Linked DNA regions of Homo sapiens: region 1 is linked to region 2. A link is a loop called in an ENCODE intact Hi-C map of the cell type or tissue named here. Cell type or tissue: IMR-90. All regions are shown on one strand. Each heading gives the region's core, and the rest is flanking DNA. Links, peaks and the distances in the headings are about the cores only.

The links. Hi-C counts contacts between places; a loop is a spot of excess contacts. Peaks named below come from ENCODE experiments on the same cell type or tissue, not always from the same donor. Only the 100,000 strongest peaks of a DNase experiment are listed, where the experiment ranks them.
Region 1: it touches region 2 in a loop (4-fold over the local background); 7 of 110 quality-filtered maps call a loop at or near these places.

The regions. Positions count from the first base shown.
Region 1 is chr10:35,385,539-35,389,927 of GRCh38, forward strand. All of the region lies in intron 1 of CCNY (cyclin Y), which reads left to right. Among named protein-coding and RNA genes, the nearest start is that of CCNY, 51 kb to the left of the region's middle. In IMR-90, for the core only: no CTCF peak of the experiment used is centred there; a DNase peak (open chromatin) is centred at 2,403; H3K27ac peaks cover 435 bases.
Region 2 is chr10:35,462,950-35,467,338 of GRCh38, forward strand. The region is part of intron 1 of CCNY (cyclin Y); the gene reads left to right. Among named protein-coding and RNA genes, the nearest start is that of CCNY, 130 kb to the left of the region's middle. RefSeq lists enhancers at 1-308, 733-1,233. In IMR-90, for the core only: no CTCF peak of the experiment used is centred there; a DNase peak (open chromatin) is centred at 2,032; H3K27ac peaks cover 357 bases.

The DNA.
Region 1 (4,389 bases), core at 154-4,153, 77 kb before region 2:
TGGAATGCTTTGTCCACAGTTTTCCAAAGTGGTTATGCCACTGTATACTCCCAGAAGCAAAGGTGAGAATATTCCAGTTGCCCCATATTCTTACCAATACCTGATATTTCTTTAAAACACGTGAAATTGAGTTTCACTGTAATCTTCCTAATAATAGATAAGAACGTTTTAAAACCCAGTTGCCCTTTGCAGTGTGCGTCATCAGAACCGTCCAGTCTTGGGGTGCCTTCCATAAATGAGAACTTTGTGATCTCCTCTTCCACGAATGAGATATTTAGTTATTTTGTTGAGGAGTGATACCAGCCTTTTGCTCAGCCTCTTGAAAGAGAAAAGGTCAGCATCATCTTAGGGATTTCATTGAGCACAAAAACAGAATTTACCATAAGCATGTGTGAGCTCTGAATGTCACTACATATCTGTCCTAATGCGTCTCATGTTTTAAGTGTCTTGCTCCTTTGTCTTTCTGTTTTTTTTTTCCCCAGCAATCTGATTGAAATGGGAAACAGAGGGATAGGAATAGCGTGCGCTTTTGGACCTCTGGATATGTAATTCTGCTAGATTTAGCCAAAAATTTGTGTCACGTTCCTATAGAAGAGAGCTACTGACCTGGGGATGCTTAACTTGGGGCCGGCTTGTTGAGAAGTCATACATTACATTCTGTGAATTTATCTTTTTTAAATCTTCGTATCGTGTCAGAGTCTCTGGAACCTTTTTTGTCCTTAGCTCCCTTTAACCTTTGTGCTAGAGAAAAGGCAGGTCCAGAATGGAAAGGGATTTCCCGGTAAAGCATGGCAGCTTTTCTCATCCTGCAGGTCTCTCTTAAGAGAGCTATGCATCCTGGTTCTTAGAAGATGGCAGGTGAGGAAGGGGCCTCTGATATCCAAAGTTAGACTTGATTGTTCTTTAGTAGTGACTGAGTCTAAGGGAGTATTTGTTGTTTGGAGCTTTAAAGTTTATTGTATATAAGCAGTATCCCATTATGTCAGTTTCCATTATAAAAATACTATACTTTATTATTGGCTTTTACAATATGAGAATGCAGGTTTCCCTAAACTGATGACTTAAATGGACTCGGGAGTCCACATGGTGGTGACTTGTGTGAGCTCATCTTGCAGTGTACGGCCTTCCAATATTGACCGAGTTGAAGGAAACTTGGAGGTTTTCTGGGAACTAATCTTCAAATGAGGCATTTACAGTATATTGTTACTTTTGTAGGATTGATTATGTGTGGAAAATGCATTCTTAGATATGTCAAGATTCCTTCATTGATTTTTAATAATGAAGGTCTTTAGTAAAACCTGTTTTTTTGTTTGTTGTTTGGTTTTTATGGAGGGGTGGGGGATGGTGCAATTCTCTGAAAGCGTTGGGAGTGAAAAGCTGGCAGTGGCCCAAATGCAGTGCTGCCTTTGTGCACGTTCACATTCTTCAGTGAACACCAGCAGGCCTTCAGTGATTTCCTGCTGTTGGGCCAAAACATAGCTAGTACCATTTTATGCTCCCCCTGAGCTGCCAACATACTACACTACTGAGAGGAATTCCACTGTCCTTTTATTCTAGAGGTGAATCTATTCTGAACTTTTATGGGAGAGAAATGAGACTGACTTAAAAAATACACAGGAAAAAATCTCCCATTCCTCTTTGATTAACTTATGAACAAAGGAAAACACCAAAACTTATGATTGATTGCTTTAAAAAAGTTACTGCCAGTGAGATAGTCCTTTTCCTCCTCAGGATGCTGAGTTCCTTCCCCATGTAGCTTGCTGAGGGGTTGCGGGAGCTCCCATAAGAATGCCTGGTGATGATGGTGGTTCTGAGGCTTCAGGGTTCTGCCCCTTCTGGATAGAAATGCAGAGGAGGCTGCTCTACAGCTGGACAGTAGTGAGCTCTGGGCCGCCATGAGACTGCCTGCTCCATGTTGTATGTGGGGCAGATGTGGGAGAAGGATGGTGGGAAGAATGGCTTCCAAACTGTCGATTGATCAGATAAACAAGGGAGGATGCCAGGGGATAATGCCAAGAAGAGGTGGGTAAAGAAAGGAAAGGAATCCACAAAAGGGAGGAGGGGAGTGCAGGTGTGCATGTGTTCTGAAAAGTGCTCATGCACATACAGTTTGCTTATTATTTAAAAACTTACTGTGTGGAGTTTTCTAAGTGTATTTTATAAAGCAAGATAAATGTTTGGGTTTTGTGTAAATACATTTAGTAGTTAATGTATAGCATGTAGAATTAAGCATCTTCTTCCTGAGTGAACTCACTGCCAAGATCCACGTAAGAATATTTAAAGTCACAGATCTTTGGTGGATTCTGAACACAGCTGTAGGATTCCATACTGAAGCACAGCTTTCCTGAAAATAGCCAAATTAGGTATGGCCCTTCCCCTCTGGCCTTAGTTCTTCTGCCTTTGTGCACGTTCACTTACTTGAGATGACTTAGTTGAGTCATCTCAAGTAAGTGAACAAATGCTGGGCCAGTGTCCAGGAGGAAGCAGCCCCTTTGTGTGTTTTCATGTTCCTTTAGCATTTCAGAATGTGGCCTGACAGGTAACTGTGGGGCTATATTTGACTCCTGGAGAGCAATTCTAGAGAAGGAGATGCTCTGGCCCCAGGCCAGGGGTGGGCTGTCTTCTGCAGCCTTTCCTGGTATCACATTTAAATGTTGTGCTCCATTTGTATTTGGAGAGTGTATTTGTAGAGTATATAGGTAGGCTATATTTGTAGAGTGTTGGCTGACAAAGGCTGAAACAAAATAGATTGTCTGAGAGCAGACATCTCAGAAGGCCCAGATGAACACTTATATATGTGGCACAGAAGTACTAGGTGGCACTGCAGTTTCTGTATGAATAGTTAATGGCCTTGTATTGGCAAGTAGTTTGTCTTCCACATCACAGCTCTGTTGACTGGTGAGTCTATGAAAGATGTTCTGGGAGCAGGCTGGAAACTTAGTGTCACATGATGGCTATATACCACTCAACATTTGCATTTTTGCACCCAGCTTTAGGTTTAATGAGCTTCCTCTCCTTGTTGGGTGTGGCTGATGGAATGAGTATTCTCTTTTGACATATAAATAATTGCGTTTTCTCTTTTGACATATAAATAATTGCATTTTCCAACAGAAAGGCTCTGTGTTCATTTTCTGCTGCTGCCACAACAAATTGCTATGCACTTTCTGGCTTAAAACAATACAAATGCATTATCTTATACTTCTCTAGTTTAGAAGTCTGACCTGGGTATCACTAGGCTAAAATCAAAGGGCTGGCAGTGCTGAGGTCCTCTGGAGGCTCTCAGGGAGAATCTGTTTCCTTGCCTTTTCCAGTGTCTAGAGGTTGCCTGCGTTCCTTGGCTCATGGCCCCCTCCTGTTTCCAAAGTCAGTGGCCTACCATGTCTGGAGTGTACTTCTGTCAGCACATCCCTGTCTCTTCTGCCTTCTTCTTCCACTTTTAAGGAGATTGCTTTAGGCTCACCCAGATAATACCAGGAACATCTGTTTTATAGTCAGTGGATTAACAACTTTAATTCCATCTGCAACCTTAATTCCCCTTTGCCATGTAAGATTGCAGGTTCCAGGGATTAGGACGAGGACATCTTTGGGGACGTTATTCTGCCTAGGACAGGCTCTCTTTCTGTGTTTCCTTAGAACCCTCATCTATATCAGATTATATTAGAAGTTGTCTGTTTATATATATTTTATTGCTGCTACTACTACTACTGCTACTACTACTGTAGTCTACTACATTTTACAGACTTCTCAAGGTCAGGCACTGTTCGTTTCATCTTTGAATCCTGGCATTACCACAGCCCCTGGTGTACATATATGGTGCTTAGTAAGTGTTTGCTGAGCTAAAGGGAACTCTTTCAACTCCCTGATTTTACTTATGAACAAACTAAGAAATAGAAAACTGTGCTTTTTTTTTTTTTTTTTTTGAGACGGAGTCTAGCTCTGTTGCCAGGCTGGAGTGCAGTGGTATGATCTCGGCTTGCTGCAACCTCTGCCTCCCGGGTTCAAGCAGTTCTTTTGCCTCAGCCTCCCAAGTAGCTGGGATTACAGGCGCCTGCCACCATGCCCAGCTAATTTTTGTATTTTTAGTAGAGATGGGTTTTACTGTGTCGGCAAGGCTGGTCTTGAACCCCTGACCTTGTGATCCGCCCACCTTGGCCTCCCAAGGTGCTGGGATTACAAGCATGAGCCATCACACCCGGCTGAGAATTGTGACTCTTAAAGTAGTGAGAACTCAAAAACCCTTTTATGTTGACTTCCATAAAACTGTGAAATGCCAAGTTCAATTCTTCATGCTTGGAAGAAAACTTGGGTATGCAATAAGAATGTGTTATTGTTGCCTTCTCTCATAAAGGCATCGTCTGATATTGGTCATGAGCATAGAACAAAATGAAC
Region 2 (4,389 bases), core at 208-4,207:
TTTGGGGAAATGGTTGCAGCGGCACTTTTGGAAAGTATAAACTGCTGGTAAATGGAGGTTCTGTACACTGAAAGTGAAGGTGTGTCTCCTTGACACTGCCTTTTGGCAGATGGAGGTTCCTGATCTTCATGGCTTCTAAGGAAGTGACTTCTTTCACTAGAGGGATTCAAGCTAGGGTTCTGCATTCAGATGTGCTAGATGTGGAACCATAGTTGTGCTATGTGCTAGGAGTCTGACTTTGTATGATTTACCTTATCTGGTTCTCCTTATTCATCTAAAAAATAGGATTAGTAATGTCTGTTTTAGAGAGTGTCTGTGAGGATTAAATAAACATGTCTGGCACATGGTAGATGCTTACTAAACATTAGTTTCTTCCTGTGTTCTTGGTTACCCACAGAGTTAACGTTCAGAAAGCATCTGTTACCTCAGTAACAATGGACGTAGAATATGCTAACTCAGGTGATCCAGAGTATATGCATATATGTATATAAGTTACTGAATCTGACAGAAGGAAGAGTCAAGGATGTTTTGGTGACTGAACTCTAAAGCAGCATAAGCTCGTGGAAGGTAATAAATAGTGAAACTCTGGAAGCACCAAGTTTAAAAGGAAAAAGAGTCAATGAAGCTAAGAGATTACAATTTGATAACAAATGACATCATATACCAACACTTTAGGAAACAACTGTCAGGCAGAACTTTAAAAAAAGATTTATGGAAATTGTTTTAAAACTCATTATTAAATTTGGCAGCACATCCTCAACTTGGAGAGAAAGGAAGAGGCAAAGAAATCAAAGGCTCTGACAGTAATTTATGGATGTAGGCAAATGATAAATACTTCCAGAGCTTGAAATTTACACCATCATTTGCTTGAAAGTAACCACTTGTTAACTGGATTTGGGAAGTAAGTTTATGACATTGACCTACTTCCTGATCATCAGCAAAGAAGCTGCATTATGGAAGGTCCTGCCTGGCCAGCATTAAAGCTTCAGAGTAACAGTGGGCAGAGAAGGTGCAGGAAGCTGCTGCCTCTAGAGCTGGAGATGGTAACAGGCTATCTTTATCTTACTGAGCCTGGAGGAAAAGGTTCTAGGAAATGGGAAAGAGGAGCGGTGTCAGGCATTTGGCACAGCTGTCAGTGGATGGGGCTTAATTGGATTGATGGGCTGTGGTTATCCCACAGATAGGTTAAACCCAGCAGCATATCCACCGCCGAACTGGGTCTTCCAGCTCCCTCCTCTGTGCCTTAGCCCAGTGCATGGCCCCATTGTCAACCACTGCTTGTCACTCTCATCTGCCTCCTTGTCCTCATGTTCCAGCTTTCATTACTTACCAGGTGCATCCCGTCTCCTCCAGATCTTCAAATCCATCTACTTTTTCCAACCCCTTTCCCACGTGGATGATGACCACAGCTCCCAACTGACAACTTTTACTCCTTGGGCTCATTTTTTTCACCAGCGTGCGGTCATAATGGTGTTTTTAAAGTGTGTATTTGGTCTGGTCACTCCACTCCTTCAGTAACTCCCTGGTTCTCTGGGGATAAAAATCCAGACTCCTTCACCAATTTTTTCTCACTGCTTCCCCCTTCTTATGGTGCGTCTCAAATGCCCAGTATGCTTTTTTTTTTTTTTAAATTAACCCTTGTGTCTTTGGTGTACTTTGCTTCTTATGCCCTTCGCCTGCTCCCTTGTTAGCCTGGGTAACTAACCCATTCTTCCTGGAGGCACTTACCTGGGGCAAAAGCCTCTGACTTGTCTGCCTCATGCCCCACCCCCAGCCTTTAACCCTGGGGGCCACAGGGCCTCACCATCGTGTTTCTCTTAAGGAACACCTACATCGAGTTGATTCTCCATAAATATTTGTTGAGTGTTTAATGGAGTAATGATAGTGGACTCAAATGCCTTTTTTCTAGCTTTCAGGGTGTTGTCATTTCATATGCTTTTCAGCTGTCTGCAACAGCAGATTTCATAAATATTGCCCCATAGTTAAAAGACCTAGTCATTTGCTGGGTATTAAAATATCAGCAATCCAAGTGGTATTTTTCCCGTTCCATTGATAGTGCTAATTCATGCCTCTCAGGAGAGGCTGGTTGCTAGGAGATTCTTTCTTTGAGTTCATTTGCATTTGAGTTAATGGTTGGTCCTTGCCAGTTTTTCCTTTTCTTTCCTTAAGTTGTTGAGAAGAGGTATTTCATTTGATCATTCTTTTATGTTCCTTTCATTATTCAGCTTATTTGTTAATGACTGTTGAACATTTGGACTTTATGCATGGTAGGGCGAGTACTGTTCGTGTCCTAATGTGGTACTGATTTCACTGACCGATGGCCCCTCCCCGCCCCGCCCCTGCCTTTGTGCTGGGGTCCGAGCACCGATAGTTTTAACCAGCATTGTTGCTCTGATCGTCCTAGGACCCAGTGAGGTCGTCACGTATATTTCTCTGATACATGATTTTTCTCTTCTCCTTTCTCTGAATTTAAACTTGTCACTTCACCTTCACATTTTCTTTTAATGAATATCCTTCTAAACATAAACACCAGCAGTCAAATTTGAACTGTTGAGATGTCATCAGTGGTTTGTCCCTCTGTCCTCAGGAAAAGTACAACTTCTTGTTCTGGCACCCAGGGCTTTCCAAGGTGGCCTGAATCCACCTTGCATGCTTTCCTTACCCACAGCTTTTCTTCTTCAACTGTCTTGCCTTGCGTGTCTACTGGCAGTTCCCTAATAAGCTTTTCTCTGTCCGTTATGTGCTTTGGCCTGTCCTCTTCCTTCTAGCTGAGATGCACCTCCTCTGAGCAGTCCTCCAAATAAAAATCCAGCTCTGCGTGAGGCCCGTCGAAATCTCACCTGCTCTGTGCAGTCATCTCTCCACCAGTTAGACTTGGAGCACTGCCTATCATTGCTGTATGTGTGATCCTTACTGCATTCTGCCTTGCTTCAGGATTATCAGCAGGGTAGGGGGAAGAGAGAGAGAGAGAGAGAGAGAGAGAGAGAGAGTGTGTGTGTGTGTGTGTGTGTCTGTGTGTGTGTGTGTGTGTCTGTGTTTGCTGTGGAAAGAAGCTCCTTGAGAGCGAGGACTGGATCTGAAATACCTCTCTGCAGTCCATTCAGTTCCATTCCTTAGTGGCATATAGAAGACATTTTAACTAATTTACCGGCTCATTTCTGTAGTCAGCACACATTTTGGGGGTATGGGGGGCACACATTCAAACCAGTGGTTATAGGGATATAAGAAGTACACAGGCATGTACCAGGCTTGGTGGGAGTGGGAGAGAGGCACGGAAGTGAGCCTAGGAGGGTCAGGAAGGCTTCCAGGGCTTAGGAGTTTGCCTGACACTTGAGGTGAGAGCCAGTGGCTTCCCCTAGAGAGGATATTCAGGGCAGAGGGGCTGGCCTGGTCAAGCCTGGGAAAAACTGAAAGAAGATTGTGTGGTGGCAAAGTTGCTGGAGCAGAAAGTGTGCGGTGAAGAGATACGGGAAACAAGGCCAGACTGGAGGAGCAGGCCAGCTCTGTAGGGGTGATGATCAGGTATGGCAGCTAGCGAGAGCTTGCCAGTCCCAGTGTTGTGAATTGGAGAGAGTTCTCAGGTGTGTCCGCCTGTGCCTGTGCTTCTATCAAGCCTCACACAGAAGGGAACAGGCACTAGCATTTATCCTGTTGCTCCCGCTGTCCCTCACCCTCACCTGGACTTTCCGTAACCCTCTTTATGGTTTTCCTTACCTGGCCTCTGGTGAATGTGGCAGTGAGCAGTAGAGTGCTCAAAAGGGAGCAGTGTTAGGGTGAAGCAAGGTTCCTGGCAAAGCCGCAACTAAATTTTAAGGTTTGGTTTTGTGGTGTTTTTTAAATAGAGACAGGGTCTCGCTCTGTCACCCAGGCTGGAATGTGGTGGCACAGCCACAGCCCACTGCAGCCTTGAACTCATGGGGTCAAGCGATCCTCCTGCCCCAGCCTCCCTAGTAGTTGGGACTAGACGCCTGCACCAGCATGCCCAGCTAATTGAATTTTAAATCTTAAAATGAAAGTAGGTTGTAAAATGAACTGTGACCAGACAGTGATAATCTTTAAACTTTCCAAAAGGATTGATAATTCTGTGAGCAGGGGCCATACCTGTTGTGTTTACTGCTGTGTGCCCAGCTCAGCATGCACCCCATGGCTTGACACAGGGCAGGGTATGTTTAGGTGTGAATAATTGTATGTACAGATGAGTATATACGTGAGTAGAATGTATTTCTATACATTATAGATGTATTTTGGCTTTTTATAATCTATATAAGGTCTTTACACATCTTTTGTTAAATTTAATGATGTTTTGTTTGTATTGCTTAGTAAATGGATTATTTTTTATTGTCATTATTAGTATGCTAATTGTTTATTGCTCTGGGCCATAGTGTTCTC